Regions from separate parts of the Homo sapiens genome. Here region 2 is linked to region 1. Evidence: read pairs that join two places in POLR2A ChIA-PET (ENCODE). Cell type or tissue: Panc1. All regions are shown on one strand. Region 1 overlaps PTPRH (protein tyrosine phosphatase receptor type H). Region 2 overlaps UBE2S (ubiquitin conjugating enzyme E2 S).

Region 1 (2,500 bases):
TATGATGATCTACTTAATAAATAGCGAGTACATTTTCTCTTCCTTAGGATATTCTTAGTAACATTTTTTTCTTTAGCTACTTGATTATAAGAATACAGCATATAGTACGGCCGGGCGCGGTGGCTTACGCCTGTAATCCCAGCACTTTGGGAGGCGGAGATGGGCACATCACGAGGTCAGGAGATCGAGACCATCCTGGTTAACACGGTGAAACCCCATCTCCACTAAAAATACAAAAAATTAGCAGGGCGTGGTGGTGGGCGCCTGTAGTCCCAGCTACTCGGGAGGCTGAGGCAGGAGAATGGCGTGAACCCGGGAGGTGGAGCTTGCAGTGAGCCCAGATCACACTACTGCACTCCAGCCTGGGTAACAGAGCAAGACTCTGTCTCAAAAACAAACAAACAAACAAAAAGAATACAGTATGTAGTACATATTACAGATGAAATGTATGTTGTTTATGTTATTGGTAAGGCTTCCAATCAAGAGTAGGCTATTAGTAGTTAAGTTTTGGGGGAGTCAAAAGTTATGTGCAGATTTTTTTTTCTTTTTCTTTTTCTGAGACAGAGTCTTGCTCTGTCACCCAGGCTGCAGTGCAGTGGTGCGACCTCGGCTCACTGCAACCTCTGCCTCCCGGGTTCACGCCATTCTCCTGCCTCAGCCTCCTGAGTAGCTGGGACTACCGGTGCCCGCCACCACTCCTGGCTAATTTTTTGTATTTTTAGTAGAGTTGGGGTTTCACCGTGTTAGCCAGGGTGGTCCTGATCTCCTGACCTCGTGATCCACCTGCCTCAGCCTCCCAAAGTGCTGGGATTATAGGCATGAGCCACCATGCCCGGCTGTTATATGCAGATTTTCTACTGTGTAGGGGACAATTGTTCAAGGGTCAACTATCCATCATTTTCACAGGTGACCTGGTTGCTGAAGAGTGACTCCTGGCCAGGCATGGTGGCTCACCCCTGTAATCCCAACACTTTGGGAGGCTGAGGTGGGTGGATCACTTGAGCCCAGGAGTTTGAGACCAGCCTGGGCAACATAACAAAACCCAGTCTCTACTAAAAAAACAAAAGTTAGCTGGGTATGGTGGTGCACACCTGTCATCCCAACTACTCAGGAGGCTGAGCATAAGAGTCACTTGAACCCGGGAGGTGGAGGCTGCAGTGAGCTGAGATTGCACGACTGCACTCCAGACTGGGTGATAGAGTGAGACTCTGTCTCAAAAAAAAAAAAAAGAAAAAGAAAGCAAAACAAAACAAAAAGAACCCCAACAAAATAGCTGGGCATGGTAGTACATGCCTGTAGTCCCAGCTACTCAGGGGACTGAGGCAGGAGGATCACTTGAGCCTGGGAGGTGGAGGCTGTGGTGGGCATGATCGTATCACTGCACTCCAGCCTGGGCAACAGAGTGAGACCCTGTCTCAAAAAAGAACAAAACGAAACAAAACAAAAAAGTGATTCTTGCCTTCCTTAGCTTAGACTAGTGGTTCTCAACAAGGGTGATTTTGCTCCCAAAGAGACACCGGGCAATGTCTGGAGACGCTTTTGGTTGTCACAGCTTGGAAGTGGGAGTGCTGCTGGCACATAGTGGGTGGGAAGCAGAGGTGCAGCTCAATATCCTACAATGCGCAGGACGGCCCCCCCACAACAAAGAAGGATCTAGCCGGAAACGTCTGTAGTGCCGAGGCGGGGGAAACACTTTGCTGGTTGTGAAATCATCCCTGGCATGGACGGCTTCTGTTCTCCCCAGATTGAGGCTTCATCTTCTCAGAGGTCCTGCTGGCTGGGGAAGGACTCCCCGGCAGCGGAGCCTACCCAGATCTGGTGGTGTCTTTTTTTTTTTTCTTGGTTTGTTTTTTGAGACGGAGTTTTGCTCTTCTTGCCCAGGCCGGAGTGCAATGGTGCAATCCCGGCTCACCGCAACCTCCGCCTCCTGGGTTCTAGTGATTCTCTTGCCTCAGCCTCCTGAGTAGTTGGGATGACAGACACGCGCCACCACGCCCAGCTAATTTTTTGTATTTTTAGTAGAGACAGGGTTTCTCCATGTTCGTCAGGCTGGTCTCGAACTCCCAACCACAGGTGATCCTCCCGCCTCGGCCTCCCAAAGTGCTGGGATTACAGGCGTGAGCCACCGCGCCTGGCTGATCTGGTGGTGTCTATGGGTGCTCTCAGGCTCTGATGGCACAGTTCTCCCAAGATCTGTCATTAGATGTCTCGTCTTAGGGTAGGCTCAAGCCTATGGCCCATCTTCATCAGCCTTGAAGGCCCCCAAGCTGCAGCTTCTCAGCAATCCTGGGAAGAGTGTGTTTGTTGACAGGGAACTGAAGGGTCTTACAACCTGTACGGGAGACTTGGCCTCACAGAATGGACTTGGCCTCACAGAATTGGACTAGAGGACCTGTTCTCTCAGGGATCCTTGTTACTAAGGGAGAGAACTTTCTAAGCAATGGGGTCTGGCAAAGCCCAGTTCAAACAGCATCCACTGGTCACCACATCAACCCTCAGT
Region 2 (2,500 bases), 210 kb after region 1:
GCACTCCAGCCTGGGCAACAAAGAGCCAGTATCTTTAAAACAAAAAGAAAGAAAGGAAAGAAAGGGAAGAAAGAAAAAGGAAAGAAAGAAGAAAGAAAAGAAAGAAAGAGCTTCTAACTAGACCCTTGACCTCCACCTGTCAGAAAACTGTCCTACAGGGTAGGCGCAGTGGCTGGCTCCTATAAGCCCAGCACTTTGGGAGGCCGAGGTGGGAGGATCACTTGAGTTCAGGAGTTTGACACCAGCCTGGGCAACAAATGAGACCCCATTCCTGTTTTATTTTTTATCTTATTTTTTTTTTTTTTTTGAGATAGAGTCTCACTCTGTCACCCAGGCTGGAGTGCAGTGGCGCGATCTCGGCTCACTGCAACCTCTGCCTCCCAGGCTCAAGCGATTCTCCTGCCTCAGCCTCCCAAGTAGCTGGGATTACAGGCATGTGCCACCATGCCCGGCTAATTTTTGCATTTTTAGTAGAGACAGGGTTTCACCATGTTGGCCAGGCTGGTCTCGAACTCCTGAGCTCAAGTGATCCACCACACCTGGCCTACCCTATCCTTGTTTTTTAAAAAAAAGGGAGAAGAGAAAAACCATCCTACAATACAAACTCACCACTCGTTGCATAGTAAGGTGCTCCTGGGCACTTCTCAACAGTACTTGGGTGTCCTGGGTCTGGCACTGTTTGTCTTTCCAGGAAAGCTAGCAACATGGATTTTTATGTGGAAACCTTCAACCACTTCAGAGTTGATTCAGAAAAACTAAACAAAGCGCTATGGCTCAGACACCAGCAGACCTCCAGAGGCAGGAGGCAGGAGGCCCAGCCCCAGCCCAGAACTCACCAGCAGTACGTGTCGGATGCCCAGCTCAGCCGTCCAGTCCCTCTTGAGCACGTTGACGCAGATCTCGCCATTGGCGCCCACGTTCGGGTGGAAGATCTTGGTCAGGAAGTAGCCCTTGGGTGGGGAGGCAGGGAAGTCCTTCCCCAGCAGGAGTTTCATGCGGAACAGACCTCCAGCATATGGGGTCCCCTCTGGAGTGGAGGGAGGGGTACAGGGTCAGGGCACTCAGGAGTCCCAAGGCACCTCAACACCCCAAAGTCCAGTCTCCACGGTCTGATTGTGATGCAGGTGGGTGCCCCGCCAACTCTGCCAACAGACTGGAGGATTCTTTTTTTCTTTTTTTGAAATAAGGTCTCTTGTGTCACCCAGGCTGGAGTGCAGTGGCACAATCTCAGTTCACTGCCGCCTGCAATTCCTGGGCTCAGGTGATCCCATCTCAGCCTGCCAAGTAGCTGGGATTACGGGCATGCCACCAGGTCTGGCTACTTTTTTATTTTAAGAGATAGGGTCTCACTATGTTGCCCAAGCTGGTCTTGCACTCCTAGGCTCAAGCAATTTGTTCACCTCAGCCTCCCAAAGTGCTGGGATTACAGGCGTGAACCACCATGCCCAGTCAGGCTGTAGAATTCTTAAGAGCAAGAGGCCAGGTGTGGTGGCTCACGCCTGTAATCCCAGCACTTTGGGAGGCTAAGGCGGGTGGATCACCTGAGGTCAGGAGTTCAAGACCAGCCAGACCAACATGGAGAAACCCCGTCTCTACTAAAAATACAATATTAGCCAGGCGTGGTGGTGCATGCCTGTAATCCCAGCTACTCGGAAGGCTGAGGCAGAAGAATCCCTTGAACCCGGGATGGGGAGGTTGCAGTGTGCGGAGATCGCGCCACTGCACTCCAGCCTGGGCAACAAGAGCGAAACTCTGTTTCCAAAAAAAAAAAAAAAAAGCCAAGCGCGGTGCCTCACACCTGTAATCCCAGCACTTTGGGAGGCTGAGGCGGGCGGATCACAAGGTCAGGAGTTCGAGACCAGCCTGGCCAACATGGTGAAACCCCATCTCTACTAAAAATACAAAAAATTAGCTGGGCATGGTGGTGCACGTCTGTAATCCCAGCTACTTGGGAGGCTGAGGCAGGAGAACTGCTTGAACCCAGGAGGCAGAGGTTGCAGTGAGCAGAGATTGTGCTATTGCACTCCAGCCTAGGCGACAGAGCAAGACTCCGTTTAGAGAGAGAAAAAAAAAAGAGCAAGAATGGCTGGGTTCCTAGGGGGCCACAGGACCTCCCCCAAAACCTCAGAGATGATGCCCATCTTGCAGCCCCCACCTGTGTCACTATCAAGCTCGTCTGCACCCTCCTGGATCCCCCGTCTCAGCCCAACTGACCACTCCAGTCACAGGCCCTTCCCAGGTGGCAGGGACCCAAGTACGCACTTTCCTATAAGATGCCCATTTATATGCCTTTCAGATCAAGGATCCAACTGTCTGTTAATTCCACAGCCTCCCAACCCAGTGAACGCCTCTCCCACTCACCCACTTGCTTGGGTCAAAATACTGTCCCTCCCCTAGCCCATCAGCAGCCTGAGCACCGGCCTGCTAGGTCCTCCCCTGAATCTCATCCCATCTCCAAGGCTAGCTTCCTGGCTGGCCTCTGGGTTCTTCCCCCTGCCAG

What was found. ChIA-PET counts read pairs that join two places held together with the same protein. Peaks named below come from ENCODE experiments on the same cell type or tissue, not always from the same donor. Only the 100,000 strongest peaks of a DNase experiment are listed, where the experiment ranks them.
Region 2: POLR2A ChIA-PET joins it to region 1 with 9 read pairs; 12 of 35 experiments call an interaction of 5 or more read pairs at or near these places.

The regions. Positions count from the first base shown.
Region 1 is chr19:55,192,013-55,194,512 of GRCh38, forward strand. The region is part of intron 10 of PTPRH (protein tyrosine phosphatase receptor type H); the gene reads right to left. Among named protein-coding and RNA genes, the nearest start is that of SYT5, 13 kb to the left of the region's middle. In Panc1, no CTCF peak of the experiment used is centred here; no DNase peak of the experiment used is centred here.
Region 2 is chr19:55,403,452-55,405,951 of GRCh38, forward strand. UBE2S (ubiquitin conjugating enzyme E2 S) reads right to left here. Exons shown (of 4, transcript NM_014501.3): 3 at 837-1,027. Among named protein-coding and RNA genes, the nearest start is that of SNORD157, 2.0 kb to the left of the region's middle. RefSeq lists enhancers at 371-871, 872-1,372. In Panc1, no CTCF peak of the experiment used is centred here; no DNase peak of the experiment used is centred here; H3K4me3 peaks cover 487 bases; H3K27ac peaks cover 320 bases.